Regions from separate parts of the Mus musculus genome. Here region 1 is linked to region 2. A link is a loop called in an ENCODE intact Hi-C map of the cell type or tissue named here. Cell type or tissue: heart. All regions are shown on one strand. Links, peaks and the distances in the headings refer to the core of each region. The heading gives the core; the rest is flanking DNA.

The links. Hi-C counts contacts between places; a loop is a spot of excess contacts. Peaks named below come from ENCODE experiments on the same cell type or tissue, not always from the same donor. Only the 100,000 strongest peaks of a DNase experiment are listed, where the experiment ranks them.
Region 1: a loop joins it to region 2, with 3.0 times the contacts of the local background. A loop is called at or near these places in 3 of 42 quality-filtered maps.

The regions. Positions count from the first base shown.
Region 1 is chr10:110,076,674-110,093,331 of GRCm38, reverse strand. It overlaps a transcript of Nav3 not described here. Among named protein-coding and RNA genes, the nearest start is that of Nav3, 85 kb to the right of the region's middle. In heart, for the core only: a CTCF peak has its summit at 7,942 (motif pointing right); no DNase peak of the experiment used is centred there.
Region 2 is chr10:109,991,458-110,008,115 of GRCm38, reverse strand. It overlaps Nav3 (neuron navigator 3), which reads left to right and starts at 7,726. Exons shown (of 38, transcript NM_001368815.1): 1 at 7,726-8,139. The coding sequence starts at 7,897. In heart, for the core only: no CTCF peak of the experiment used is centred there; DNase peaks (open chromatin) are centred at 6,975 and 7,265.

The sequences.
Region 1 (16,658 bases), core at 6,982-9,481, 84 kb before region 2:
CTTCTAGAAATAGTATTGTATTTTCAGAAGGGCAAGAAGGCTTTTATTAGTACCTTAGTTATTCAAGTACACTTATATAGACTTGACTTAATAACAAAATTAAAATAAACTTATTTTTTTGAATATTCACAGTGGTGATGACATAAATTTACAGGCACTTAACTACTCAACAAAATACCTTTGGTGAGATCAGTTCTCAGAGACAGAACAAGGAGAGATTCATGTTTTCTGAGTTTATGTCTGGATATGACATGATGTAAGGATATGTTTGAATCAGTGAAATTTAGATCCCAAGCTCATGTATAACAAGTACACTTTGAGATGTCATAACTAAACACATTTGGGAAAAGAAATCTACTTCTGAAATTGGCATCCTTTATTTTCCTACTCCTTACTTCTCTGCCTATACTACACAACAGGTGCACTTTCATGTTGTCAATACATTATATAAATAGTTACAAATCTTTATTAGAAATAAATATAGCTCCTTGTAAGTATAGTTTGCTAACATAAAGAATGGATAAGGAGTGGTTTTGGCCATCTAGAAATTCATAATTTCATGAGGAAGAAATAGTTTATACACACACACACTCACACACACACACACACACGCATTATATACATCTTGTACATACACAATCACCAATTCTCTTTGTTTCTAAAGTTTTTCTAAAAGTTAAGTTGGGCTCAGCAAGGCATTATTTTGTCTACATTCTTATTTCATAGAACTCTTTGACTATAAGTCACTTACATCTATCAACTGCATACATAGAAGAGACGTTGTTTCTTAGACCCTGGTGTCATAACAACCACTCAAATGGCAGATAATCTGGATTCTCAGTTCTCTTGACTTAGACCCTAGGTAAGAATATACGTCTTGGAGACTAGTCCATCTAATATCAGCCTGTCCTATACCACTTATTCTCACTTACTATTTCTAATCCTATTGTTCTTATCTAGCAAAAGGGAACAGAAATCCCACTGTACCAGGTTTTCATGAATATTAATCTAGTTATGAATGAAGCAAAGTCCGTCTGGAGAACAGATTAGACGCCTTGTTTTAGAAACACAAATCTTCCGAGACAACACTTTTAGGAAATTACCTGTTATAGTTATTGCAGGATGGTGACATGGTAAAAGAAAGAAAACACTATGTTTTGCCAGCTCGTGACAAATGAAACATGTCTTTCTGTCGGTGCTAAGCATGCCCATGTGCCTAAGGAAGTTCTTATTCATTTTGTTCCTTTATTATTGTTTTTAGAAGTGTTGTGAAAATATATTAAAAAATCTATCATTTTAACAAAATTTGAAGAGTATAACGCAGTATTGTTAACTATGTACATCACTATACTGCTGATCTTTAGAGCTGTTAGTGTCTTGCAGGGTTGAGACTTTGGGTATTAAACAGTTTCCTCTTACCCCTGCCTTTACGCTTCCTATTTCTGAGCAATATCAGTCTGCTGTCCCTCTGCATTGGTCACATGATCAGGAGAATAAACCAACCACAGCGCACTGTGCCCTAATGTATGATATTTACTGCTGTGCCATGTTTTTCTCCACTGTGCCAGATACAGGTAAATAAAACTTAAGGAGAGAACAGTGAACCTTTAGTTTGCTTTTTGAGAGACTTTGTACTAAGCTGGGCTGACTTTGACACTCTGGGTTCACAGTAGTATATCATCTATATGGAATGGGATAGGACAGAGTTGTCACATGGCACCTGGAAAAGCAGATAGAGTAATGGGACTGGGTCAGACCAAGTAACACTCTTCAAATGCACACCACAATTGACCTTCTTTCAGGTGAGTCCCACCTTTCATAGGTCCAGCATCTCCTGACATTCTACACAAAATTTGAATCTATCCCTCAACAATTGATTTAGTTACAAACCTCCAACCCCATTCAGTGATCCAGTCGCCTCAGGACACACTTAGAAATGTGCTTTAAGTACATCTCTAGGTGCCTTTCAATCTAGTCCTGTTTGTAGATCAGCACTAACCATTGCAGGTAAGTTAAGTGCATGAATTATGTTTTTGACTTGTGTAGTAGGTATTTGGGAAATACAGTCATCATAAACTATGAAACATCTATATACTTATCATGTCAATTATGCTGTTTGAGTTTTAGCCTTTGTTTCTTGATTTATAGGCTTATCAATATTTTTCCATCTGTTCAATAACTGTGAATTACATTGTACTTTTCTAATGTAGGGATATGTTTCCTGATTTCTTTACATGCTTTGCTTGGTTGCTTTGTCATCAGCTTAAATGAAAACACTGGGTATCTCTCCCAATTTGTTTTGTTTTTGCTTGTTTGAGTGAGTGAGAGAAGTTTACTGGAGAAAGGTTTTTCTATGAATCTTAGGATACCTCAATCATGTTAATTCTCCTGCCTCACCTAAGCGCTGGAATTACAGGCATGTACCATCACACCCAGCTAGAAGTTTGAGATTACTTTTTGATCAGAAGACTTCTGAGACTCTCTCGAATCTCTCCCATTGGTGTATCTTCCTTAGGCATAAGGGTGTAAATCCTTATCTACAAGGATTGGCCTGTTTGAGGCACTGCCATTTTTGTTGATGTTTTTGTTTGTTTGTTTGTTTGCAAGCTTCCTATAGCTGTCTATTACTTCTCTGTTGTCAAAGGCCCAGTGTGTATCCTGTCATTGAACTGTAGGGGATAAGGCAGTACTGATGCTATCGGCCCTTTTTCCCGAGTCCAGAATACTGGCTGCAAACCCCATGCTTCTCCCTTTCCCTGTCCCTGAATGGAGCTGGGAGTTTTCTCCTAGTTATTCTGTCAAGTCGGGAGAGAAACCCCAGCTAAGACTTTCCTCCCTGCTACACTTAAGCTAGTTTCAGCTTCACTATGGTAGAGAAGCCTCATAAATGAATTCCGGATTTCTCACAAAGGGAATTGTTCCTTGATATTGTTGAATCAGTGCTATTGAAGGGGGGCACAGAGGCTCAGAGTTTCTACCTCAGCATGTTGACATTAATCTATTTTCTTTCCCTCTTCTTCAGCTGCTAACAGAGATGTTTTACACATCAGTTCTTAATTTGAAAAGCTTGGTGATACGCTATGATGTGAATCTCTTCTAAGATACTCTCTCTCTCTCTCTCTCTCTCTCACACTCTCTCTCTCTCTCTCTCTCTCTGTGTGTGTGTGTGTGTATGTGTGAAAAAGGGAGTATGTGTATTCACCTGGGTGTTGTATACCTGTGTATAATGTGTGCAGACATGGCTCTGGGGGTGGGTGTGCCCTTGTGTTGTATGCAGAGCCTAGAGGAGGACCACGGGTGTCCTGCACTAGCCATCATTCCTTAATCCTTTGAGACAGGGCCTGTCACTACATCCACAGCTAGGTTGATCAGCAAGTTTCATCAGTCTACCTGTTGGTGCTAACTGCAGTGTTGGGTTAAGGATGCACACTCACACCGGGTATCTTCCATGGATGCTGGGATCTGAATTCAGGCCCACATGCTTGTGCCTTAGCTTTGACTCTCAGAACTACCTGCTGCATAAGCTCGTAGATTGACTTTTTCTTGGTTTGTGTTGGTGTTGGTTTGGGTAATATGAGAAGCAAACGGCATTACATGGGAGGAGCAGTATCCAAATCCAGACTGAGAGTCCTACTGTATGCTGTTGGGGCTCAGGCATCTAATTGCTCCGATGCTGCCCTTGTGTTTGTAGATGTAGATGATGGCAAGCTGTTCATCGGGACCCTTGTAGGTTTACTGTGAGGAGGGAAAGTCTAAATTCAGAGCAGTGATTACATGTAATGGCTGCTAAATATGTCCTGAAAATATGGATGTTGGTTTTTTGCAAACTAATTTCCTGCAAAGTAATGTTGCTTAATTTTTCTATCCTTTCTTTCCTCTGTTTAACAGAGTAATGAAACTTGAGTTTAATATTTAAATTTTTGCTGTATGCTCTATACTTTAACTCATATAAACTTTCCTTTCTGATATGCTGAAATCTTAAAATTCAATTATTTGTGTAGATATTTTGCATTTACATTTATACCAGATATTTCTAAGGGATAAAACATCACAGAACAATCACAGATGAAGAGAATCATCTTTAGTTATGTCTTTCTTTTCTAAACCACTGTTTCCGTTTATCCTGCATGTTAAAACAATGAAGCTATTAGTCCAAACTCTGAGACTTTTAAAATGCCGTAAAGTCCTCACCCATTCTCAGAGATGTGGGGATTGACACTGCAGATTTCCTGGAGAAATTCAAAGCTATGCAAGACTGTTCCCAAACTTGTGAGAGGTGATACACATGTGTATCTTCTTAAAAGCCCCTCGCTTATGGATTGAGGAAAGTCCCTTTGTGGACTCTTCTCATCCCAGAGAAAGAGCTCTAACCAGGCCTGGAAAACATTGGCTGTTTGGGCTTTTCTTTTGTAAGAAACAGGAGGCCAATATACCTCCAGGAATGATGACATCATGCACCTCCAGGAATTATGACGTCATGCTCTCAGCCATCACCAGGCTTGTGCTTTGTGTGTTGAAAGGCTGGCATCCTGTCTCAGTTTTCTGCTGCACAAATGTTTTCATTGAAGAAGGGCAACAATGAAGCTCCCGGACAACTCTTCAACATGATGCTCATTCTTGTTTATTCTTTTGTTTGATTGTAGGAGTGCGTTTCTACAGACAAGGGAAAACATGAAAACGAATTCAGCTGCATTTGGGCTGCACTGTGTACTGTGATGTGACTAACATATGTTGTTTAAGAGGAATTTTAATTACCCTTTGTTCAGGAAAACAAAAAAAGAATGGAGTGTTCTTGTAATAAATGTACTTGTAATTTCCAAGAAAAGTGTAGACTTATGTTGAGTGTTAAAGCATCAGGTAGAAGAATGCTGATAATTCTGTGCAAACATTATGCCAATAATTATGTTCAGCTGTAACTTTTTATTGGCTTTTTTCTATTTATATATTTACTTATTTATTTATTCATTTATCGACTTAACAACCTGGTCACAGCCTCCTCCCTCTCCTCCCAGCCCCACCCTTACAAATCCCTCTTAGCCATACTTCTCAACAAAGGGGAAGCCACATTGGGTCTCACCCTTCACTGGGACATCAAATCACAGGAGGAATAAGAGTATTTTCCTTCACTGAGGCCCAACCAGGCAGACCAGGTAGGGGAAGGGGATCCACTGGGAGGCAAATGAGTCAGAGGCAGCTCCCACCCCAGTTGTTAGGGGGTCCAAATTAAGACCAAGCTGTACATCTGTTACAAATATGAAGCGGGGTCTAGGTCCAGGCTCTACATGGTCTTTGGTTGGTGGTTTGGTCTCTGTGAGCTCCCACAGGCCCTGGTTAGTAGGGCTCTGTAGGGCTCTTGTGGTGTCCCTGACTCTTCCTGCTCTCTCAGTTCTCTTCCCTACACTTCCACAAGACTCTGGAGCTCAGCCTAGTGTTTGGCTGTGGTTTCCATCAGCTGCTGGATGAAGCCTCTCAGGAGACAGTGATGCTAGGCTCCCTGGGACATCAAGTCACTGCAGAATGAGGCACATCCTCTTCCACTGACAGCTATAACTTTTAATATAAAGCTAACTGTAAAACATTTTTTAAAAGAAGGAAGTATTCTGATTACACATACATTGTGGTATTTTGGGAAAAATAATTCTGCTAAAGTCTGAAGGAAATTTTGTTTAATAATGTTATTATATGGGTCATTGACTGTATAGATTGTTTTGAAGAAAGTCCAGGCTGTTCTTTTCGTTTGTTTATATAGGGAAATAGTTTCAATTAAAGGAATAATCTGAAGTGAACTTGGATTAGGCCAAATATTTATAGCGTGGCATTGCTGATAGAAATTTCCTTCTGTGCCTTGAAAATGTGTTTGGAGATAATAATTTTCTAGCCAAAATCTTATTCATTAAAGTTAGCTCTCTGGATTTGAAAATAATTGTGTTATTGTCTTTACGCTTTGCCATTCATCCTTGGCACACAGCTTCAGTAAGATAAGGTATAGGTAAATGTGTACAGACTTTCTGATCAACCCTGCTTCCAATACTTCCTACTTTATGATGAACTCTTTAAAATACACCCAGTTTCTCCACCTAGGGAAGGAGCAACAGCATTCCCTACTCTTCAACAAATAATTGGTCGACTGCCCATTCTATGCAAGACACAGGGCAGAGTGGTAAGATCCAGATGTGTGAGTGATGTTGTTACTGCTGGCTTCTGGGAGATGCTGTGGTGTGTTAAATGTCTTGTTGTGCTGGGCCTCCACTTGGTTTCCTATTAGTTAGCCCCACCTCTTACTGAAGTAACTATCAATAAACAAAACCATACGCCAGGTGACCTTTCAGTTCTGTGTAACTATGCCAGCTGAGTTTTACATTCAGTGGTATTGAAAAATAAAAGAGAAATTGACTCGCGAATGGGTTGTGCTGAGCTGTTGCTTAAGGAGGCTGGCAGGCTGTTGAGACCAACAGAGCTGAGCAGATGTTTAGAATGTTCTACTATGTGCCCAGCACTCTGGTACCTATTAAAATGTCAGTGTTCAACAAAATGGACATGACTTCTTCCCACTCATACAAATAAACTTCAAATCAAGACAGATGCTGTGGATGGCTTGAATATTCTGGCTGACATATCTTCTCCCAGCGGGAAATCCAGGTGCAAAGCCAAATTATAAATTCTTGGTTGGTTAATGATCATGAAAGTATAGAAGGGGTATATTAGTCAGGCTTTTGCACTCCTGCGACCAGATACTAGACCTAGTGACTGGAGAGAGCAAAGACTCATCTGGGTTCACAGTTTCAGAGCAGTAATTTACTATGGGCAAAATGTACAAACTATCATTTTACACCATGGTAGCGAAGAAGCAGGGGAAAGAATACAGAAAGAGGCCAGGGTAAAGTTTAGCTTCTAAGTCAACCTGCTCCATGACCTACTTCCCCTACGGAAACACATACTTCCTACCTTTCACCAACTCTCAAATAACACAGGCATAGTGTGACTCTATCCGTGTGTGGATCCACGCATCAGATCAGAGGCTTCAGGATGGGTTTGTCTCTGGGAATGACATTCCAGACACACCCAGAGGAGCCTGTCACTCATCCAGGTGTTTCTAACCCAAACAAGCAGTCAATTCTGACTATACATGAAGTAGGGTCATGCGAAGAGACAGTGCCCCTTGTGGATTCCCACACACTCTCAACTGGACTCCCTGGCAGTCCTGACCACTGGCACAAATATTGCTGTGATTTTCTGCCAGTTTCACTTCTGTTTCTGTGGCTCATACAGTGAATACTTGACTTTCTTCTGTTGAAATCCCAAATGTTTGACCTTGCTGCATATGCTTTACCAACACACACACACACACACACACACATGCTCTCATTCATTTATTCTTTGAAATTGAATGTGCATTTGAGTCCTTGTCTCTTGAGTTTCCTAGTTGCCTAACAAACTATCCCTTCTCTTTAACCACTAAATGGACAGAATACTTCTCTCATTCAGTTTGTGTGTGTTCTCTCATTCAGTTTGTGTGTGTGTGTGTGTGTGTGTGTGTGTGTGCGCGCGCGTGCAAATATGTTACACTTCTTGATATACATATAAGATGGCGGGAAAGTTAGATAGATATCACAGATGTTAAATATAGTGTTCTCAACATAAAGATGGAGAGTGATGTCTATTTCTCTCAAAATTTCATCTTTCAGATAATTCTGGTAAGATGGCATGTTGTATATAGTGCCTGTGAAACTCTAAGGAAAGTGTTTGTGAAGTTAAATTAACTCAGAGATGCTCAGTCCTGGAAGGAACTATGAATTGGATTATGGAGTACGCTTGTATTGAACATTCATAATTGGGGAGGTAGAGAGGTTAAATATATTTACGATGTTTACATATTAAATAAAATCTCAAATGCCAGGAGGGGTTTGTTGTAATTTTCATTTGCAGGATTCAGCAATACACAACATGGCCACAAGGGAGCGCGAGAGGGAAACGAAAGCAATTTGTGCTCTTTGCAAGCCTCTGTGTGGAGATTTGCCCTTGGTTTTTTGTTCTGTTGTGTTCTTCCTATTTGCTTTTGGTGATCCCTTCTCTGTTAGATATCACTGAAATTTGATCCTTTGAAGAAATGAAAACAAAAATCTAATCCCCACTCACCAGAAAATTACTAGAGATAACATGAATTATTTAAGTGTATGTACATGTCATGGGGAGGGGGGTGTTGGTTTGTACTGAGAAGTTCTTATTTATGTTACTTCTATAAATAAAGCCTGTGTATGCTACTAATTTATATTTCAATCATTATACATGGATTTACACTCCTTAAGTAGACGGATGAGCTAGAATGCTATGTGACTTCAGAAAGAGTATGAATACATTTTATAATCTTTTTAGTAAGTATCTAAAATAAACACTGTTCTCTTACAAATTTCAAGAAGTAAGTATCTAGACGTGGCACTGGTTGGCTCTGAGGGTTATACTGCTTGCTCTGAAAGCATGAGAGGCTGAGTTAGGATCCTAGCACCCATTTACAAAGTCAGGCATGGTACACGTACCCTCAGGACTGTATGGGGCAGGAGGGGGTTTGGAGGCTTCTGGCTGCTGGCCTTGCACCAGGTCCAGTGAGAGACTCTGTCTCACAGGACTAAGGTAGAGAGTAATAAGAAAGAACAGCCAGCAGCCATCTCTTGCTACTGTGCACATATTGGCATCCACACCTGCACACATGTACACAACTGCTACACACACACACACATGTTTAATACACATGTAGGAACCTCTGTCAATACATACTTCTCTTTTGAAGGCCTTACCCCATTAACACCATTTAAGAAATACAACAGAATCTGTAGATCCCAAAATCAAGTACATTTAAATGTTTTTGTTATTGCTATAATAAGGTATAAAAGAAAATATTTTTCGAGACTCCATTTTTCACTGTGAAAATCTACCACCCTATCTATCTATATATCTATTATATATCCATTATCTTTCTATCATCTATCATCTATCAATGTATCATCTATCTATATATTATCTATCCATTATCTATCTGTCTATTCATCTATCATCTATCTAATTATCTACCTATCATCTACCTATTTATTAATCTATCAATCATCTATCTATCTATCATCTATCTATCCATCCATCTATCTATCCATCTATCTATCTATCCATCTATCATCTATCAATCTATTATCTATCATCTATCTATCCATCTATCTCTCATCTATCATCTATCATCTATTATCTATCATCTATCTATCTATCTATCTATCTATCATCTATTATCTATCATCTATCTATCTATCTATCTATCTATCATCTATCTATCTATCTATCATCTATTATCTATCATCTATCTATCTATCTATCTATCTATCTATCTATCTATCTATCATCTATCTATCTATCTATCTATCTCAGTACTAAGGAGAAACATAGCAGTCTTGTTCTATGAGCTCTGCTGAGAAGCAAAGATGTAAGCATAAAATGGCAGTTATGGGATTCTTGCCCGTGAATCCATGTAGAATTTTAAAAGGAAATGCATGTAAGCTGTCCTACATGGATGTATTCTCCTGTGTCTTTTGCCTGTTGTTGCTGTAACAAAATACTACATGAAGGAGCCTTGAAGAAAAGGTATCTCTATTTCAGTTCTGAGGGTCAGAGCCCTAAAATAGATTTCACTAGATCAAAATGGACCTACTTAGACATCTCTAGAAACTACAGATGTCCTTCTAGGATTGGAACATGGTCACTTGGGCGTGAGCAATTTTTTCTGATGCATTCATGCTTTCAATTCATTTTCATAGTTGAATCATAATGTGTATACACATGTTTGTTTTTAGCCCATGGTTGTGCTGTGCATTTTCTTATGCTTGTAGCCTTAACTGGTTATCTTTTTAAACAGCCATTTGAAGTTTACTATAGAGCAGGTGCTTGTCATAATTATCCTCTATCTTAATGCCAAATAGCGTATCTATTCAAAGATATTTATGTGTGCTAAATTTATGATAGGTACTCTGCAATGATTGGGCTATTTTTCATAAATAGGAGTTCCTCTACCATTGGAACAAGGTATAGATAAAGGAGAAGTAAAACCAAGGAATGGATAAGAGAATAAATTAATAAGTATTTTCCTTGGGCATGAAAACAAAAAGCAGATTTCAACATAATACTAAGCATTATTCTTGTATGAAGAGTTGGGCATGCTTTTCCTGGTAAAGTAACATCTCACCCGAATCAGAATAAGAAACCCAATCCATTGTAGGAGCAGGGAAGCAGGGAGGGAAGCCAAAAGAAGTTCTCATATAAAGACAATTCGTTCATCTGTTCACATGTTGGAGAAATACAGAGCCTTCAAGTATTTTCTTCCATAACTCTCTATAATTTGAAAAAAACAGCCTCTGTCCCTGAACCTCTGGCTAGCTATGGTAGCTGGACTATATGTCCATCTCTGCACCCCTCCTCCATGGCTGCAGTTACAGTGTGCATCGGCATGCCCAGCTCTTGCATGGATTTGGGGATTGTACTGGCTAGTTTTGTGTCAACTTGACACAGCTGGGGTTATCACAGAGAAAGGAGCTTCAGTTGAGGAAATGCCTCCATGAGATCCAACTGTAAGGCATTTTCTCAATTAGTGATCAAGGGGGAAAGGCCCCTTGTGGGTGGGACCATCTCTGGGCTGGTAGTCTTGGGTTCTATAAGAGAGCAGGCTGAGCAAGCCAGGAGAAGCAAGCCAGTAAAGAACATCCCTCCATGGCCTCTGCATCGGCTCCTGCTTTCTGACCTGCTTGAGTTCCAGTCCTGACTTCCTTGGTAATGAACAGCAGTATGGAAGTGTAAGCCGAATAAATCCTTTCCTCCCCAACTTGCTTCTTGGTCATGATGTTTGTGCAGGAATAGAAACCCTGACTAAGACAGGGATCTAAGCTCTGTTCCTCATGCTTTTGCATTATGCACTCTGTGCTAATCTAAGCTCCGTCCAACTTCCTGAAGCACAGTACCTCTCTGAGACATTAGGTCTCTGATCACGGTTAGGTGGGCGGGAGCGATAACTCATGGGTTCCCCTTCCTCACTCATTTTGCCATTTTCCTCAGGGTTGCGGTTGTAGATATGCACCATCATGCCTGATATTTTACATATATGCTAGATATCAGAACTTAGCTCATCATGTGTGTGCAGTAGGCATTTAGTGAGTGGCCTTGATGATTGATCATGTTTACTAGAACTATTATAGGAAGAGGAGATTCTATGGTAGTTGTAACATAAAGTTCAGGTTTGAATATACTGCACCATGAAGAATCAAATATTCAGCCTCACAGTATAGTAAAGGCTCAAGCAGCTGGGCCTAACTGGTGCTTTGTCTGCAAGAATCTTTATATAAAATGCCCAGAGGAGTGACATCAAGAGAGAAAGTGAAAGTTTGGTTCCAGTTTTGACCCTTAGCAGAGCTATCCAAATTGTCTTATATAAATATTTGACTGCTTTGGGCATCATGTATCATGTAGTGTGTCAAATTGAGGTTGTGGGAAGGAAAGCTATCTGATATAAGCAGACAAAATTAGGAAACTCATTTCATAGGAACAGCTCAGGAAAGGACTAAGAGGGATGGAAACATGCATTGCTCCTCCCACCCTGGGTCCCTGAACTGATCGCCAAAGGTCAGCTGCAGCGGTATGTCTTAACAGGAAGAGTTCATGTTGTTTATTCATGTCATATATTTATCTAGCACTTACTATGAAGTGTTATAACATTTTTTATAGTTACAAAGTCAGTGACATCATTTTCCCATTACCTGACTTTTATACCTGAGACTACAAAAGCTCTGAGATCAGTGTATCGAGGTTACAGTTAGGATGCTAGTCCAGGCAGTCTAGGTTACATGGCAGGCATCTATTAACTTAAGAACTCTAGTTACACTCTTCCAGGCTGTGTTACTTCACCCCCATTCATTCTAGCACATCATCCTATCAGTCTTCTCCTTACCCATGGGCATGAAGGTAGAAAAAGAACCAGATAGGCCAATGCAAGTGTTTGTTTAGATTTAAGCAGATTAGACCAAGGGTATAAACATTCTTTGGACTGACAAAGTTCATGGGATAAGCACTTAAAATGGCTGGACTTTGTTCTTAGACACATATTCAGTGGTAGTGCATGAACCTAGTGTTCTGAAGAAAGCAAAGAAAAGGCTAAAAGAGACATGTCCATAAAGTCAGATCCGAGACTCACTGAAGCCCCACTGAGGCAAGCTGACAGCTCACCAGTTAGGTAATGTAGTCTATAGTGTCTGAGCTTGTGTGAGAAGGTTTACAGATTCTGATCAAAAAAAGTATTCTGATTAGTGTGGCACTTTCCTTTTCATTTTGAGCAGGGAGTGGGAGTCAAGTTTTATATAAAACATTCCATAGGTGGAACAGTATAGGAAGCATAAGCTACAGGTAAAAAACAGGGGTTTCTTCAATAGCACAGATGAAATCAGTGACATATAGTAAGCTTTATCACCAAAGACAGGTGGGAGGGAGACCCAGGAAAAATTACTTTTGTCACACTTCCTTAATTTTGTTTCTGTGTGGAAAGAATAAGAGATAGACAGAATTGCCCATGTTTATATTCTGATTTTCACAATAAAGATGAAGGAAGTAATAGTTTGAAGGTAACAGAGAAAACAAATTCAACTTTAGAAGCAATGCTCAGAAAATAATTGTATATGTTGACACAAAGCTTATCATACATATAGGTAGACATAGATAGATAGATAGATAGATAGATAGAGATAGATAGGTAGATAGATAGATAGATAGATAGATAGATAGATATAAATAGATGGGTAGATAGATGGATGGTAGATAGATAGATAGATAGATAGATAGATAGATACATGATACATAGATAGATACATAGATAGATACATAGATAGATACATAGATACATAGATTTCAGTCACTGGCTTGATCTGAATGTGGATAATGCCATTATTTATCCTTCCTACTGCAACTTCAAAGTCTAGAATGGAAGAGACCCTGATTTCACAATTCTCAGAAAGAAAAGATACTTAAACATGGTACTTAAATACCTCCCAAATCCTACTCAAATGTTAGCAATGAGCTAAACTTTGTAAGGGAGACATGCAATGGATGTGAGTAAGGTCTATGATGTATTCATACTTAAATATGAAAAATGTATAATTAATAGATAATATAAAGCTTGCAACAGCCCAAAGAAGGACATGTCAGAAAAATAAGCTTGTCCTTCTCTGGGGACTCTGGGATAGCACAGAAATTGGAGGCAAAAATTTGTTGGGAAAGTGGACAAGAAATAACTTCAATTCTAAATGGAAGGTTAGTCTCCCAGGTCACAACTGTGGGAATGTTATCTCTTAGATTCTGACATAAGTGGACCAGAAGAATTCTAGACTTCAAGATTTCAGGTGTAGTGGTGATCTTAAAATATGATCATCAACTGGTGATGTAGATTTTAAAAGAAGCACATAGATTGTTCAGGTGCTAAGATGTTGCCTTTTAGCATTATGCTCCCTAGAACGAAGCATGTTTGCTTTCTTTCTCAGAAGTCTTGATATGAGGTACAAGAAACACATAGATTTTTTACCTTAAAGCTAGTTAAAAAAATAATTAATAAACAGGCTTTATCCATTCATTCCATGACATAAAACTATAAATCCCATAAAGCCATGTTTTACTCTATGAATCAGACTGTGAAATCTATTTACTGTGTCTCATTGTAACAAACAGATTATTCATATTACTACATATCCCAAACTTTTTTAAATTTTATTTTATTAGATATTTTCTTTATTTACATATCAAATACTATCCCGAAAATTCCCTATACCCTCCCCCTGCCCTGCTCCTCTACCCACCCACTCCCCTTCTTGGCCCTGGCGATCCCCTATACTGGGGCATATAAAGTTTGTAAGACCTAGGGGCCTCTCTTCTCAATGATGGCTGACTAGGCCATCTTTTGATACATATGCAGCTAGAGACATGAGCTCCAGGGGGTACTAGGTAGTTCATATTGTTGTTCCACCTATATGGTTGTAAACCCCTTCAGCTCCTGGGGTACTTTCTCTAGCTCCCCCATTGGGGGCCCTGTGTTCCATCCTATAAGGGATGTCTCCATCAAATCCCTACCCTCAGGGCTCAGGGCACCTCATAGAAGAGGAAGTAGAAAGAGTACATGAGCCCAAGGAGATGAAGGACACCAAGAAAATAAGGCTCTCTCCATCAATGTGACCAAAGCTCATATGAAGTCACAGATACAGAGGCAACATGCACAAGGCCTGCAGGGGTCTGCACCAGGTCCTCAGCTTATCATTGTGGCTTAGTGGATCTCTAATTCTTGTGCCTTCTCTTGGGTTCTTTTCCTTCTGTTTGTTTGTTTTGTCCGATTTGGAGGTGTTAGTTTTCATTTTATCTTATTATATTTAAAAGAAAAGGAAATGAATGAGGAAGAATTAAAACTTACTCTGTCAAGGTGTCCAAGTGAAATTATTGATCGAATGATATGTGCAATGAAAGGCAGGGACACACAGACAGAATAATACCATCACTGCTTACGTCATTACTACCATAACATTCAAAGTATTGAATGCTCAGGATAAAGAAAAATACTCCTAATGGAAGTACTTCTATAGAAATTAAAAAAATAAAATAACATGAGACAAAACAACATCCTCCAACAGTCAGTAGAGTGTAAGCACACAAAAAGGACAGAAGAGCAATCTTCAACCCAGAGCCTGAAATTAACTTCTCAGTGACAGTAGTGACAACAAAGGAAATGTTAAAAGCCTTACAGGAGAAAATACAAGGTCACCCTTTTCTTTTTCCATGCCAGTCAGTCACCTAAGGTCCACTAAAGCAACAGAAAATGTGATATTGAAAGCAGTGTTAGACCAGAAATTAGGAGATTCAGCCCAGAAGAGGGGATGAGTGATTTCCAGAAAAATTGAAGACAATTTTGGTCCTAGGTCAACAAGCTCTGCCTGTGGAAGGAGAAAAAGTTCTAAGGAGGATCTTTTAGAGGAAAAAGAAATTCAGTTAACACTTGGTTATAGATGCTCTAAGAGAGATTTCTCTGTGAATCTGTGGTGGGAATGTGGCAGAAGATGGTTCTTCTCCTTTTCTCCTTCTCCTTCTCCTTCTCCTTCTCCTTCTCCTTCTCCTTCTCCTTCTCCTTCTCCTTCTCCTTCTCCTTCTCCTTCTCCCCCTCCTTCTCCTTCTCCTCCTCCCCCTCCCCCTCCCCCTCCTCCTCCTCCTCCTCTTCCTCCTCCTCCTCCTCTTCTTCTTCTTCTTCTTCTTCTTCTTCTTCTTCTTCTTCTTCTTCTTCTTCTTCTTCTTCTTCTTCTTTTCCTCCTTAAATATAGTAGGTTCTAAGACTCAAACTTGGATTTTCAGGATTGGTAACAGTTGTTTACAGACAATTGATCCAACTCACTAAATGCTAGATGTGAGACTATGAAATAATGTTTCATGTATGATTTCTATAAATATAAAATTACCTAAAAAGTTTATTGATTGATTGATTGGTTTATATTAGTTACTTTCTTGCCAACAAGGGTTTGCAGATAGGAGCTTGATATAGCTGTCTCCTGAGAGGCTCTACCAGTGCTTGACAAATACAGAAGTGGACACTCACAGCCATCCATTGGTCGAAGCACAGGGTCCCCAGTAAAGGAGCTAGAGAAAGTAACCAAGGAGCTGAAGGGGTTTGCAGCCCCATAGGAGGAACAACAATATGAACTAACCAGTACCCCCAGAGCTCCCTGGGACTAAACCACCAACCAAAGAAAACACATGGTGGGGCTCATGGCTCCAGCTGCATATGGAGCAGAGGATGGCCTAGTCAGTTATCAATGGGAGGAGAGGCCCTTGGTCCTGTGAAGGCTTGAGGTCACAGTGTAAGGGAATGCCAGGGTCAGGAAGCAGGAGTGGGTGGGTTGGTGAGCAGGGAGAATGGGAAAGGGATAGGGGGTATTCGGAGGGGAAACCAGGAGAGGTGACAACATTTGAAAGAGTGTGCTTCTTTAGAAGTGACAATGATCTCTATTTCAGTCATTAATGCAAGAAAGCAAATTATCTGTAGTCTGAGGCCAAACACTGATTTGACTGGTTACTGTAATTTCTTGTTAATTTCTGTTCACACTGTGGTTGGAGAAATATTTCAAGGGAAGGAAAGCAAAACTAGGAGAGAAAGAAGAACCTGCTCTCCCATGACAAGAAATTAAGAGAGTGCAGAACTTGCAAATGAAGGGAAGAATGTGGTTAGCGTTGGTCCATCAGAGAAAAATTAAGAAAGAAACAGAGAAATGAACTGTGAAGTGAACCTGTTGAAGAGACTGCTGTGCTGCTCTTGTGAAATCTTTACAGCATTGTTGTACTTTAAAATGTGCCAGGTAGTATTTTGAATACAAAATGATGTTTTCATTAAAAAAAAAAAAGTAGCTAAATGCTGAGCACGCAGAAACTACAAATGTAGCACAATTGCAGTCAGAATGAAGCCATCAAGGCCAGACGGAAGTACAGAGAGACCCACCCTGCTGTCAGCATGAGGGTAAGAGTGTTTTCCTGTGGGAGAAGTCAGAATTGGCTTATGGGAGATAGAGTATGAGTCAGCAGACAGGGAAGAGTTTGAAAACAAAGCGAAGAGGAATGAAACC
Region 2 (16,658 bases), core at 5,889-8,388:
TTTTTGACTTGGCAAGAGGAAGGCACATCTCCTAGGACTATCCATATACAATGTGGTTCCAAACCTTAGTACATTTGCTTTTCATTACTGTTTATAGCTAAGGGGCCTTCTGAATTTGGTGGGTTTTATTTGATCAATTAACTAGATCAGTAGCAGAGTATATATGGCCATAGAGTGCATGTAGATGGTTTCCAGTTCTCTCAGGCATTGTGTTCATTTGCAAAAAAAAAAAAAAATCAGTTAAGCACTTTATTATTGTATCTTTTATCCCTGTGGATTATATTTTAGCCTGTCAGTAAATCTTCCTTACCCTTGCTTCAAAACTATAACTTAGGAGTATCTTAGTTTGCACTATCTTCAAATATAACACAAGTATAGCACAAGCTCAATGCTTTTCGGTGTTCCATTTCCCCTCAGATGTCTGATTTTTGTGTGAGCTTCAGCTGCTGCCTGGTTGGGGAGAAATTCAAAGGAGGTGGGACATAATCTTATTCTGGCTGATTGGGCTGCTCACACTGAATTATTTCATTAGGACAATTGGATTTTATTACCATGTTCGAATTAGCATTGCGATTCTATGTTGATTCAAATATAATTTGTCCCTTATGACACATTTAAAATAGGGTCTTTCACCCTCTGTGCCATTTCTTCTAATGTAGATGGTTTTCAATTTGTCATGAAATTTTGTCCTTTAAAATGACCATTGGCATTAAGGTATAGCCCAGTGGGATTCTTTCCTTCTGGAAAGGTTGACTTTAGGTGTGCCAGTAGCCCCTGCTAATTTCCTGTCACAACATATGACCGGGAGAAGCTGAGCAGGAGTGTATATCACTGGACATTTCATGCTTCGGCATTTGTGTTCAGTGTTTTAAAGCTAATGGCAATGACCCTGGTTGTATTGTGCCCCTTGACCTCCACCTGGTAATTCAGTGGTTCTCAACCTTTGGCCATGACCTATTTTGGGGGAGTGGTGTCAAATAACCCTTTCACAAGGATTGTCTAAGCCCATCAGAAAACCCAGATATTTACATTACAACTCATATCAGTAGGAAAATTATAGTTATAAAGTATCATGGATTATAATTTTATAGTTAGTGGTCACCACACCATGAGGAACTGCGTTAAAGTGTTGCAGCATAACTCAAGAGACTAATTCTCGTGAGATGATACTGGTATCTAGGGAATAGGGATTCCATGTGCTGTTCTAAAAATGTATATGTTTTATCTTTCTACTTTCTCACTACAAGCCTTATTTAGCACATTTTTTATTTCATAAAATAGGTATCTGCCTACCTCCAAATTCTTAGATCTCCTAAGTAATTCAATAGATATCTGATGATGAGAGGTTAAGCTTAAGAAAAGATTTCCACAGCTATCAAATGATAAATCCGGTAAACTATACATCTTAAATTCTATAAAGAAAATATGATTATCAGAAATTTTAATTACCATTATAACTCTTACTCTGGAAGATTAGGTCAAGTCTGATAGAGTTTTAGCAGGCATTCCATCCAGGTGATGGGTTGTTGAACTGAATTGCAGAAAAGTCATCTTGAACTTTGCAGTGTGCCATCTGAGTACATATCACTTTAGTTCATTAACTTCTTGATGTTTGGGGATTTGAAGAGAAGGTCTAATGTAGTGGAAACTATCCTTTCCATTATGTGTAGCTGGGACCTTGCATGTGATAAGACTACATGAATGTGCCAATACAACTGGATCCAAGTGACTTTTCCCCTCTAGTTCTTAGAGTAATGGAATTCTTTAGGCTGGAGTGAGATGACAAGTCCAGACACACACTAGATTTCCTAAAAGTTAATTTTGGTGGTGGATGTTGTGGGATAGAGTCAGTTGACAGTGGCTACACTTTTCAACTTCACATTTTAGTCACAATGAAATATGATTGTCTAGTATGGCAAAGATCCTTTAAAGCAAAAAGCTAATAGAGGATATACCAAGTGTTACCAACCTGAATAATTGCACAAGTCTCCAAGAAAGACTGCTTCAGAGAATTCTCATGTTCACATAGCATAGGTGCTTTGATTATGTTAAAAAAATATACACACCTTTATTTTCCATTTTAATTATTCTTAAGAGTGCCAGTGTGTTCTAGTTCTAAGGTTCTTGTATATTGATAAATATGTTAATTACAAAGGCTAAATGTAGACATCCCATAGCTCTGTGAAGCCACATAAAGCCATCCATATTGTTCCTATAATCTATTCTAGGTCAAGAGGAGAATCTTTTGTGGGAAAACAAATCTCTTATCTTGAATGCTTTGTGCTCAACAGGAATTGGGAGTCAATTCAAGACTATTTATAAAAGAAGACTAAGAACCACAAACCAAAGTCCCTGTGTTTTAATCTTGCCTGGCTTCACGTGCACCTTTATTTCCTTTCAAATTTTATATATTTGTGAGTCTCTTTTCATATTTCAAAGGAAAGCTATTGGCTCAGAGTCTGCCTTCCCACTGAATTTCTCCCACCATTTTGTAATTAAAGTCTTGCCAGCTTTTCTACTCAATTATTTTTTAAGTAGTTCTACACAACTCTCCATTGTTGGGTGGTCTAAATTATCTTCCAAGGTACCAATATTACATTTGCTGGTGATTTGCTGTAACAATTGTATATATTTTGAGTGATAATTCCTAGAATAATTTCCCCCACAAGCATTTTTATTTTAGTTGGGCTATCTTGCTTTCAATGTAAGGATTTTAGAAAGTACATTTCTTCTATATCACTTTAAAATCATCATGGGACAATGAACAAACTTTAGCTCAGTAACGCATTAGTTTTCCAGAATTTACAGTGTGTTGAATATTTTGTAAATTCTGAAGTACTTTCTCATAGAGTTCATTTCATGACTAGATCACAGCTTGTGAGGGTTTGATTTTCATTCTCCCATTTTGCAAAGCCCACCGAACTGATTTACCTTGTAAAAGATGGTTCAAGAATTCTGACTGGTGTTCAGCATGGTATTCATATTTCTTCTATGCTGTACCAGCAAGTACGTATGCGTTTTACTTTACCACTGAATCTTTCAAATGTAGATTATTTTTCCCTTAAAAATAACAATTTATGATGTTAAAAAGAGTAAGCAAAAATATCATTTAGTAGAAAGTCAATGAGTTGTCTAAGTATATAGCAGGATTGTGTATTATACTAAGCCTTCAATTAAGAGTGCCATTAATTTACCATAGAGCCTCATTTAGTGTCATCCTAACACAAGCATGATTATGCTACTTAATCACATTCAAGAATGCATTTGTTTTAAGCATATGGATTATTTCTCCTCAAACTTTATATAATTTCAATCTTGATTATATTTGATAAATAGAATATCTGTTTTCTAAATAAGTGAAACATACAAAAATACAATCTATCTTTAATCATTTTTGAAGAGTTACCCTCCCCCATATTTTTTCAATCATACATCCTTTCTCCCATCCTCACTGCCCCCAGAATTCCTTTCTCTTTCATACCACCTGTATTCTATTCCTTTCTCCCTTAAGTTAAATACCAATGACCTTTTGCCAGGTACCTGGTTTCCATATATGTTCCAAATAAGACACCAAAAATTCAAATATTTGAAGTCAGGATCCACATCCACATATGAGAGAAAGTATGTGTTGCTTTTCTCCCTGTTTTACCTCACAGTTATTTTTCTACTTCTATTTATTTGCCTGAAATTTCATAAATTTCATAATTTCATTTCTTTACAGATAAATAATCATTTTATAATATATATATGTCTGTGTGTATGTAATATGATATATAGTAAATATTTATATCACACTTTAATATATATATATCATATTATATACATACACATACATATACATATATATATCATTACCAGTTCATTAATTGATTGGCATGTAGTTTCACTCCACTATTTTTTGCCACTGCAAATAGAGTAGTCAAATGAAGGATGGTATTCAAAACTCATATGAAAATGTAGTCCTTTGTATATTAATCAAAAATAGAATTTAAAGAGTCTAGTTTAAAGGGATAAACCCTTTATTGCTAGATAGTGCTGCTTCTAGAAGCAGCAGGTTCCTAGACAAAAATCTCAATCCCAAATTCAGGGAAGCTCCATATACATTGTTGGTTAGGGAGGCCCCAGAGACACCAAAAGAAAACAGGTTCTTGCTATTATGCTTGTAGTTGCCTATGAGAACTAGGTCCCTCTGCTTAGAAAGCATCTCACATCTTGGTTGCACACACAGAAGAATGAAACAAACTAAGCTAGAAATGTATGTCCTCCATACTGGATAATTTCTTAGTTGCTGAGGTTGCAATGTAATATTCTGGGAGAAAAGGGGCATCAGAGAACTAGCTCAGGTGTTGGCTCTACAAATACAAGACTAACTTCTCAGGCAAGCTATGTCTACCAGTACAGTAGCTGCATAAGTGTTATGGAGATAACCAACTGCTCTCTGATTGAATTCAGGGCCTTAAACAGGAGGAAATTTATGCCTGGTATGTACCTACAGTAAAAAAAAAAAATCAAGGCTGGAGAGATCATAAGATATATCTATAGATAAATGATAGCCTCTGTCTTAGCCAAGATGTTTCTCTTAGCAGCGAATGACAGTGAATGCAGAAACTTGTGCAACAAAATACTAAAATAAGAGGTAGATGAAGCAGCATGCCTAAGCATGACATTCATACCACTGTTCAGAGGCCAAGGGTACAGTGTGAAAGGGAATATAAGAGCGGGATGCGGCAGGGGGTTGGGGAGAGGCAGAGAGAGAAAAAGAGAAGGAGAGAGAGAGAGAGTGAGACACAGATAGACAGACAGAGACAGACAGGGAGACAGAGAGAGAGAGAAACAGTTGCAAGATGCTATCTTTTAGGCACAATGCAGACATTGCTATCATGAAATCATAATAGCTTCAGTTGCCTATCCTGACATGATGGATGGATGCCTCAAAGGTTAGACATGGATTAGGAAGAAACTAAGGAAGCCGTATCTCTCACTGTTCAACTCTTGGCTGTTGAAAGATTCTAGGAGAGAAAAGTTATTGCCTTCAGTACCAGCTAATGAGTACCACAGTCCCTGATTAAACTCAGTAATAAGAAAGGAACAAAGAAAGAAGCCCAAGTCCCTAGAAACAGGTGAATGTGGTAAGTTGTAGGGAAAGGCGGTGTGTGTGTGTGTGGGGTGCTTGGTAGTGGTGAGAGGAGAAAGAAGCTGTGGGTATGTATATTATATATATGTATAATATGCACGTATGAAGTTTTCTGTAAATTTAATTGCACAAAAGGAGTTGTTCAGTAGAAACACAAAAGATACAAAATAAAGTTCATTTTATTGGTAGAAACTCCTAGTAAAATCCCAATACGGTAACACACACATGCTGCTTTACTAACTAATGGGAGATTTCCTGTGGACACTTTGTATTTCAGGACAAAGATGTATGCCTGACTAGCACTCCTCCTTGCTTCTATTTAGCCAGAATAGAATCTGACATGATTGCAAAAGAGAGGTTTTTACAAACTGGATCAGCAGAATTGAGTGGAGATTCAGAAACTTTTTTAAAAATGTAAAACTTTAGGTGGAGCTAAAGCTTGGGAAGCTATTGTTTAAACTCTCTCTCTCTCTCTCTCTCTCTCTCTCTCTCTCTCTCTCTCTCTCTCTCTCTCTCTCTCTCTGCCTTCATAACATTCAGTTTAATGCCTGAGTATATCTCAATCAAAATTCTTTTTTGTTATCAGAGAAATTGTGGTTCCTGTTTTGACTTCTTAGTCTCACCAATAAAACAGATGCAGAAGGAAGTTCGAAGACTGTTTTTTTTTTTAAGTGTGAAGGTGAAACAACCAGACACTCAAGCTGAAAATTCCAACAACCACAAAAAAGACAGGAGATGAAGAAGACGTTGTGAATTGTAAGACAAGCATAGAGGTTAGTAAGAGAGAAATGCCGAAGTGTTTAGGAAAGTCCTGCTTAGATTTAAGAAACTGAGGATGATCTAAATTCGGAAGGCTCCTGAGCCCAGACTCTTTAGTCCCAGAGCAAAGGATTCTAACAGAGATAAATTATTACATATGGAAATAGTTGTTTCTTATTAAGAAAGAATCTCGAGAGATTTTGCTGAAGGGACCCTGTTATAGCTGTCTCCTATGAAGCTATGCCAGTGCCTGGCAAATACAGAAGTGGATGCTCACAGTCATCTATAAGATGAAACACAGGGCCCCCAATGGAGAAGCTAGAGAAAGCACACAAGGAGCTGAAGGGGTCTGCAACCCTATAGGTGGGACAACAATATGAACTAAGCAGTACCCCCAGAGCCTGTGTCTCTAGCTGCATATATAGCAGAAGAAGGACTAGTCAGCCATCACTGGGAAGAGAGACCCCTTGGTCTTGCAAACTTTGTATGCCTCAGTACAGGGGAACGCCAGGGCCAAGAAGTGGGAGTGGGTGGGTAGGGGAACAGGGTAGAGTGAGAGTATAGGGAACTTTCGGGATAGCATTTGAAATGTATATAAAGAAAATATCTAATAATAAATAAATAAATAAATAAATAAATAAATAAATAAATAAAAGAGTGGTCTAGTGAGCCGAGGAAGGAACCCAGGGAGGACGTTTAAAGATGCTGACCTCTCCACTTTGAACTTGGTTTTGTCCCACATGCCCCAGGTTTAGGAAGATTATTGAGTTTTCTGCAAAATAGCTTCTTTTATTTACTCTTGATATATATATATATTGCTGCCAGTCTCTATTCTGCCACATTTTTACAAAGTATTGACCCTAAGTGTGTGCATTCCATGTGATTCCAGCGGTTACTTGCACTAACATCTAATATGCTTAGCCCCATAACTGCTGTGTGGGACATGGCTGTCCTGGGAATGGGAACGCCATCATTACATTTAGAAATCACCATGCATCTAATGCCTGGCTTCCTGTGTTTACTGCAGTTTGTAACATAAGCAGGCAAGGTCTGCGGAAGGCTTCAGCTGCTTTAGCTGGCTGTCCTGTTTCTCCAGTTTAGCCTGATTTCATGGGATGGAGCAGAATGAACACCGTGGCTCCTGGCTGTCAAGAGTGAAAAATAGCTGGAAATTAGACAAACAGCTTCATTGCTGAAATTGTTTCCGGGCTAAAAGTTCTTCCAACAGCTGTTTGTTTTGGACAGTGACCTGCTTTTTTTTTTTTTTTTTTTTTTTTTTTTGCTTTAGGAAGAGAATGCAGGCTGGTTATTTCTGAAGTCAGGAAGAACTCTTAGCCATCCACTATTGTGGTCTTTTGGCTTCTTTGACAACTAGGCTGAAACTGGACTGAAGGGATTTTCCTTTGTTCCCTCCTCCCCCCACCCTGACCTCTCTCCTTTCAAAGACCAATCTCAGGCTGCTGCTGGTGTAGGGAGAAGAAAACAAAGTGAGGAACTCTATAATCCTTCAGAAATGGCTTTGTAGAATTTATTTTGCAGACACTAACTTGCTGAACAGGAGAGAGGGAGGGAGGGAGGGAGGGAGGGAGAGAGAGAGAGAGAGAGAGAGAGAGAGAGAGAGAGAGAGAGAGAGAGAGAGAAGAGAGAATCTGAACTAGCAAGACAGATTCTCAGATGAGAAAAAAGTTTATCTCTTCCTGAAACTTAGTTTGAAAGTTACTGTATGTGTGAGTTTTTCTTTCTTTCTTTCTTTCTTTCTTTCTTTCTTTCTTTCTTTCTTTCTTTCTTTCTTTCTTTCTCTCTCTCTCTCTCTCTCTCTCTCTCTCTCTCTCTCTCTCTCTCTCTCTCTTTCTTTCTTTCTTTTTCTTTCTCCTCCAGATGACTGCTAGTTTTGCTTAGTAGTTTTTTTTCTTTCTTTCTTCTGAAAATACTAAAGCTGGAGTCTACCAGACTGAGGTTAAGAGCATTTTCTTTGGCAACAAAAAGATACTTTTATAGAAGCCATGCCTGTCCTTGGGGTTGCCTCAAAACTGAGACAGCCAGCTGTTGGGCCAAAGCCTGTTCACGCTGCTCTTCCGATACCGAATCTTGGCATCAGTGTGTCACGGCGCTGTTCCTCGAGACCTCTGGAATTTGCTACACCGGAGCGCTCAATGCTTTCGTGCCAGCTCACATTAAAATCAACCTGTGAGTTTGGAGAGAAGAAAGCCCTGCAGGGAACAGCCAAGGAGATCGAAGACAGCAAGGTTAGTAGCCAAAGGTTACTGTAGACTTTAAAAAAACCACACAGAGAAACTTCTTGTCAGTTGCACCATGAACTTTGGGAGATGGTGATACTTAGAGGAACTCTGCTATAAGGAGGGGGCAGATTTATGTGAGACTGAGGACTGAATGTGTAAACTGTATTTTAGTGGATAGTTGGAAAAGTCATGAAGAAAATTCTGAATATCTGTATAGGATAGCCAGTATTCTTATTAATGGAACAAGTAATTACTTATTAATATAGTTACTCCTAGATACTGCTCCATTGGTGACATTCACAGGTATAAACAAATGGGAGTCCACTCCCATATACATTACCTTTAAAAGGAAATCTCTGTCAAATCCCTTGTGCGTGTCCTCTATTTTCTCCAAACATCATCTGCAGGATTTGAATGTTTGAGTGCTAGCTGCTTATTTTATTGTAATGTGGACAGAAAAAAATGAAGTATTGTCCCTCTTACTACACATTTGCCAGGATTTCTGTTTACAAATTGAAACGCTGCCGTTTTACTTATTGCTGACATGGGTTTTCTTTTCTCTCTCTCTCTCTCTCTCTCTCTCTCTCTCTCTCTCTCTCTCTCTTTCTTTTTTTTTTTTTTTTTAACTTACTTTCTGGTATTTTGTGAGCTCTTGGGTACTGAGCCTTCTTCAAATGTTTGCTCCAGTGGCAGAGTGCTCATGTGGCCCTGCAGGAGAAACTTTTTACTGAAGAGTCATCTAAGGCAGAGTTTCTCAACCTGTGGGTGGCGACCCCTTTCAGGGCTTGATTTTATGGTTGCAGGTAACCACAGCATCACACACTATCTTAAAGGGTCCCAGCTCTAGGAAGGTTGAGACCCACTGCTCTAAACCTTCTTAAGTATCACTTGCAGTGTAGCATTACACATAGCTTCCAGCTTTGTAAGGCTTTCTAGGTTCATCATCTCATCTCTGACTTACTAGGAGATAATGATATTTTTCTTGCTTACATGCAAGTGTAAGCTAAAACAGTAATCGAGAGTGTTTTATATGGACAAATTAAGACTATAATTGCAAAAGACAGGTAGTCATTTTATCTAGCATATCTTTTGAATTATCTTCCTCTGTTCAAGTTTTTAAACTTGGCCAAGATGTCCCCTTCTCTATAAAAATCTTTGGATAGTACCTATTTTACTTGATTGTGATTTTTTTTTTTTTGGTCCAAAGAAATAGCTACAGAATCTATTTTGTCATTCCATGGTTAATTATATACATAATATATAATATTACTATTCCATCTAGTGAAAATATAAACTAGGTAAGGTAGATTGATGATAGTTAGATATATGATAGATAACTAGATGTAGATAGGTGATAGATAACTAGATGTAGATAGGTGATAGATAACTAGATGTAGATAGATGATAAATAACTAGACAAATATTAATAGATGGTATATAAGTGCATAGATAGGTAGAAATTTCCCTGTGGAACATGATTGTTACCTTGTATGTTTGCTCAAACTTCTACTTTGCTAAAAGGCCTTAATTTAAGACTTGGCTACTTTTTTTTTTTCAGTAGAATTTGAGTAAATCACTTTGGTCAACAAGTCTTAACCAAGCATCTGATATTTCTTTTTCTTGTTTTGTTTTGTGTGCATTGGTGTTCTGCCTCCATGTATATCTGTGTGAGGGTGGCAGATCCTCTGGAACTGGGACTACAGAGTTGTAAACTGCCATGTTGGTTCTGGGACTTGATTCCAGATCCCTTGAAAGAGGAGCCAGTGCTCCTAACCACTGAGCCATCTCTCCAATCCCAGCATCTGATATTTCACTTAAACTCCATGGCATGAAGCGCTATAGGAATAATTATGCTTGTGGGAATAATTTTACTATGCCTCTTATCAGATTTAAGAAGGAAGTTTCAAACAAATATAGAGAATGCTTCTGCAGCATATTAAAGTACTTCCATGTGCTATAAAGGAATATATTTAAAATATTTTGAATTAAAGAGCAAGGGAAAATAGCAGAAATGATCAAGGTAGATATATTAAGCAGAGTTAGACTTGGTTGAATACAGCAGGAAATTCAATATCACATTACAATTGGGAAACAGAAAGACTGTTTCTCACTCAAGTGGTGAAATCTGAAGATATATGCAGTGAAGCTAAGGCCATGTCAGAAAGCTGGGACCTCTCCATTTTGTCTATCCCCTTCCATTAGTGGCTCCAAACCTTCTGTCTTCAGTGGATTATGGCGTTCCATTCTAGGAAAAAGACAAACCCCATTTTATTAAGGTTTATGGCATCCCATTGGTTTTCTTAGAGTTCTAAAACCTTATCTAGCTGTGGAAGAAACTGCAAAATGCAGCCTTTCTTCTAAACAGCTATGTGCCCATCGAAAAATTACGGGTTCCATTTCTAAGAGAAGCAAATCCTGGATAGCAACCACAATAAATGGCTGTCATTAAAAAAGCATTTATGTGGAATATGCAGCTACTCATTGCCCCAAACAGTTCTGTAATCTGATTTGAGAGAACAAATCTCTTACCATGTCAGTAAAGTCCTCAGTCCCAAATTCTCCACCCTTGTTTTGTTTTGCATTAAAATAGATGCTGCTGATCAAGTCATCCAGTCTTGAACCCTGATGCCTTTGTCTGATAATTCACATTACTCTTTCCTATCCCATGTCTTGCAAGAGGTTAAAGATTTTATTTCACTTCTTATTTAGAATTTTTCCCTGTCTACGTAGACTTACCCTTGGGTATTTATTTTCTGTTAGTTATTAAATTATTTTAAATTCTTTCCCTCCCATGTCTCTTTGCCATCACCCACTGAACACATCTTCCATGCAGCTTAATCAAGCATTCAAAAGTGTCTTTCCCCTGCCTTACAATTTCTTTATTCAGGAATGCTAGCCTTCCTCCTGTTCCTGTAACTCCATCCAGCTTCCCTTTCCTGTCTGTAGTCTTCTTCCTGTGTGTCTAGCACTGATGCTCACAGTCATCTATTGGATGGAATACAGGGCCTAGAGCTAGAGAAAGTACCCAAGGAGCTAAAGGGGTCTGCAACCCTATAGGAGGAACAATGATATTAACTAACCAGTTACCCCCCCCCCCCCGAGCTCGTGTCTTTAGCTGCATATGTAGCAGAGGATGGCCTAGTTGGCCATCAATGGGAGGAAAGGCTCTTGGTCTTGAGAAGATATATGTCCCAGAACAGAGGAATGCCAGGACCAAGAAGAGGGAGTGGGTAGGTTGGGGAGCAGGGCAGTGGGAGGGTATAGGGGGCTTTGGGGATAGAATTTGCAATGTAAATGAAGAAAATGTCTAATAAAAAATGCCTTAATAAAAAAGAAAAAAAGACTGCTTAATTCTCCTATCTTTAAAGAAATCATATTAGTTTTGTAAATAATAATAATAACAATGATGATGATGCTGCTTGATTTTAGGTTTTGAAATTATCATAACTACATTATTTTCCCCCTTTCTTTTCCTTGCTCCAATCCCTCCCATATATACCACATGTCCTCTCTCAAGTTCATGGCCTCTCTTTTCTTAATTATTAGATTTCATTTGTGCTTCATATTTTGAAAAATATATATATATACATATATCACGTGGAGTTGGAAAATGTGCCATAAAAATGTCAAGGGCTGATATTTTCCTTTGATGTACTTTTTTCAGACTTTTTTTTACTTAATCTGAATGTTCTAACCCCTCTCATTGCTTTTCAACTCTTACTGGCTTCTTCCCTAAACCAGTACCAAGATGTTACTGTTGATTTAGAGCCTTTCCTTGAGATGATTGAGGATAGATTTCAGAAAGAAACCTTTTGTTTCCTATACCTGCCAGTCTCTCCACAAAATAATTTCCGTACCTTTTCTGGGTTTACCATATGATACAAATACCACTCAACCTTTACAACTCATTCCAAATGCCAAAGGAATGCTTTAAAAAGTGCACATGATGGAAGTAAAATGACAGAGAACGTACGTGCTTTTGAGAAGATCTAGAGCAATGTGAGAAAGTTTAGTTCTTTAGTCCATGCTAATAGGAATCACTTTCTCAGTGTTCCTACTCAGTGAGTTCAAGGATGGCTTAGGAGGAATCATTTCATCCTCATGTGTTTAGAAAGGAGTTAGTCTAATACTTAAGACAAAAGACAGTCAAATGAATTGCTTATGATGAGGCACTCTAGTTTCAGGTTTAGTACGTACATATTCATATATATATTCTATTTATGTTATATGTAAATAATACTTTGAACATTTCCTTCTTTTCAAAGTACGATTTTTACTTATTTCCTAGATTTTGTTTTGTTTTTGAGGTAAGGCCTAACTCTGTAGCCTTTGATAACCTATAACCCATTGTGTATACCAGGCTGGTATGGGAATCATAGCAGGCCTCTTGCCTCAGTGTCCTGACTATATATTATATATTGTATATTGTATATTACATTTTGTATATTATATACTTATATATGAATAATATATTTTATTAGTATATGTCATACTAATATACTGGTAATAAATATATTATTCATATTTAAATATATATATAACTAATATATAACATATAGTAATATATGATATATAAATGTATATGTATTACTAATGAAAAATTTGTTTTGTGGATTTATAAGAGAAATCTTATATGAATGGATAATTCCAAAAGGATTCAAAAGTTGTTGTTTATGTGCTGGGCAGGTAGGACTGGGGTACAGAGGGGGAAAGCAGTTTTTAATGAAATAGTGTTGCAAAATGTTTAGTGGGTAAAGTGACAGTAGTATCTGGAGAAAGTAGCAGGATGACATCAGTGGATAGTGAGCTCATTAAGTAGCCACGGAGAAGGCACTTACATGACAATTGGAACCAATGGTCATGGTCAGGACATTTAGATAAGTCATTGCTGAGGGGAACTGATGCTAATGAGCATCATCTATAATTGCAACAGGCTAGGTAGCGAACCAGGTGCTTCACCGGGCATCCTACTTAGTGTTCTCACTGGCTAGATGATGTAGACACTACTATTGTCCTATTTTTGCACGTGAAGAAACTGAGGTTTGGAACGGTAAAGATACTGACCAGGTTTTCAATGATAGATTATGGCAGAAAACAGGTTCAAAATAAGAGTTTGCAGTTGTGGAAAATGTTAATTCTTAACTAACTAACTAACAATGAAGACTTTTGATGATAGAAAGATGTGCCCGCGGGAGGGGGGGAGGGTATCTAGAGCCTTGGTGTTCATGTAGAAAATTTTCATATATTTCAGATATTAAACACCATTGCTATGAATTGTAAATAAATCCTTGTCTATGTCTAAGTATATCGAACCATCAGGAGAAGAAGATTAAGTAGACACATAGCCTCTACTGGATTATATGAGAAACAGAAATGAATAAAAGTAGCCCCCAGATAGACATAGAGCAGCAGATGTCAACTGAGTAGATCCTGGCTCTGGCTTCCAGCTGTTTCCCTTTGCAAAGGTTCCCAGCCAGTGCTGAGGGCTGTCAGCGCTCCTGTGGGCTTGCTCATGGGCCAGCATTTTTAGAGCTGGCCTGCCCTGCAGCTGCGGATCAGCCTGCAGTCCCCTAGGTAAGCTATGCTTGTACATTCTCTTATTTGTGTTTATAGAATCATCATCATTCCTTTTCGTAGTTACAGCTCTTTTGTCAGCTAAGATGTTACGGATGCTTTAATTGGCTTGTGTCTTGTTGGTAGAACTGGAATGAAAAATGTGGAAATAATGCTTACATTTGAACATTTTCTCTACAGGCTGGAGAGTCATTTTTTCATTGTAATCCATTTATTGTCCTTGTAAAATCATTGACAGTCTGAAATGGTGGCCTATCGTTTTGTTTTGTGTTATTTAAAAAGCCCTTACGTGTTTCATCTCATTAGCTAAACTACAAAATTATATTAAAAGTCATATCCGTCACATGTGCTGAATCTTCCTACGTTCTTTATATGACTCAGTCTGTTGTGTTGACATTTTTCAAGTATTTTTTGGCAGTTTGCCAATAGGTTACATTGTTTCTCTTTGGTATCAAAGCCATCTTTCCTTTATTGAAAAAACATCTACTAAATGTGTTATTTATAGACACATGAAGTCAATAGATATATCATTAATTTTTGAGCAGGGTTTTAACACTTTGGCATGTTATAACACCATCAGCTACCATATTCAATTTGTAACATTCTATATGGAGTATAATTAAGAGAACATTGTATTAGGCCCCCAAGGACATAGAGTTATGCCCAGTTCAAAGAACATAAGTAATTCAGCCTTTATGTCATCTAAAACTGAAGTGAGACAAGAAGGAGAGGTCCTGATGGAACTGTTCGGATCCCTCAAGCTGTCACATCTGGAGGATTTGGGGTTATAGGCCTGTGCTGCTGACATCACTCCCCCACTTATGGGGAGCTGGGAATTTAGCTGGAACTCCTGATATACTAGGCTTTGCTCTCTATGCACTGAGGTACATACCCAGAGTGATACACTTTTGAAAGGCAACTCTTTTTTTCTTTCATTCTATTTCCTGATCGTGTCTCCTCCCTTATCCTATTTCTCTCGAGTATGCTCATTGTTTTCCACTCCAGTTAATTCTTTGGACCAGGAATTTAAATAGCTTACTATTAATGGTATTGGGATCTGCTTGGGTTTGTTGCAAAGGTAGGAGAAGTAGTATTCTGCCAATTGTGGAATATTTGTTAGCATTTCTTCCTCATTCCGTTATACCAAATCATTGTCATTCTCCAGCTATAGCAATCAGAATTATCTCCAAACACTGAAATGTATGAAAAGAACACAAAGTTAGCAGACATCTGAATTCTGTTAGCAATAGTCTTTCTGGAATGTTACATATTTATTAGCAAAATGATGTTGGCAAATCAATTTATACCTGAGTCGTAGTCTTTTTAAAATAAGAGTAATAACTAACTCACAAGCTTGTTGCACAGATTAAAGAATTTTAATTATAATTATATAATTATATATCAAAAGAAAGTACATACTTGGTCAACATTTATTAATATGCATCTAATGTAAAGGTTTGCTGAAAAATGCTAACAAAGTGCTAGGACAACAGGGCATTGGCTTACTATTCACTTATATCGAAAATTACATTTGAACCATGTCTTTTATCTGATCAAGTAAACATGAGAAAAAAAAAGAATATTTCAGAGAGACTACTGTTCATCAGTGTATGAAATAAGGTGATATTTTATAAAATGAAAGATGATTAGCCAATTATAACAAATAGAAGAAGGTAGATGTGGTTTGACACGCTGGAAGATGGTAAGAGAAGCCGTGGCGATGGTGTTGGGACTACCCTACCCTGTACAGGCTGAGAAGAGATTGGGAACTACTAAGCTGACATGTGTAAGCTTCTAGAAACACAGTGATGAAATGAAGCAGGAGAAGATCCACATTAGAAGAAGGCTGGAGCTCTAGGACATGGGAGCAAGAAAATAGATATCTTTATCCCAGAGCCAAACCCAAACACAAGCAAGAATGTCACATTAGTAAAAGAAGAGGTTTGAATTAGTTGACCCATTATCAACTACCCACACTATAAGTCTTGTAAAAACAAAACATTTTCTTTACATAAGAATGCAGATTTGTTTGAAACATTTTGAACTTTTCAACTTATAGTATAAAACTGATGATAATTGACACTTTGAGTATCTACTGCATAATAGATGATAGACATATAAACCTAATTTATTATTATCACCACAAAGTACAGACTGATTACTTTATTAGCAGAGATACTGTGAAGCATTGGGTTACAGTATAGTTTATCTGATTCTTACAGCATCTCTGTTTTTTCCTTCACACCAGTGTGAAAGCAATTGTCAAAAGCAATGTTGTCCTTCACTGGCTTCTTGGAGACTGGATTTTGCCAGAGGAAAGTAGCAAAAGTTAAGGATTCATCCAGGAATTCCGACTTAATCATTGACAAGTTTCACTCTGTTCTCTTCTTGTTTCTCAGTTTCCACTGTTGTTCCAGTTTTTGTAAAAGAAAGAAATGCTTTCTGCTGGATTACTGGTCCCTATTTCTGGATAAGGAATTTGATGTCCCAAGGGAGTTTTTTAATTGGTTACATGGAAGGACTTCTCCTTCCCAAATTATGGAATCATTTGTTTAAAAGTGTTGTAGTATTAATTAGAATATAGGTCACTGAATGAGAGAGATCACGGCCCAAGAGTATCCATTCCCTGGTAAAATAATACAGTATAATTTTTCAAACAAAAAAATGAAGAACAAAAATGAATGAAAGGAACTTGTGTCATATCTTGTTGTTATAAACTGAACACTTGAGGTGGCTAAGTCTATAGTTATTCATAATGAAATATGTTAAAATAAATTTAGATACAATCAAAATGACACTGATATTTAAGGTGATGTTAACCTCTATAATATATAGTTCCTTGGGCTCTTATATATAACAAAGTAGAAATCTGTAATCCACCGCTTTAATGGCTCTACACAGGCAAAGACTGACAGGCTTACATAAGATAAATCTGATTTGGCGCATGAATC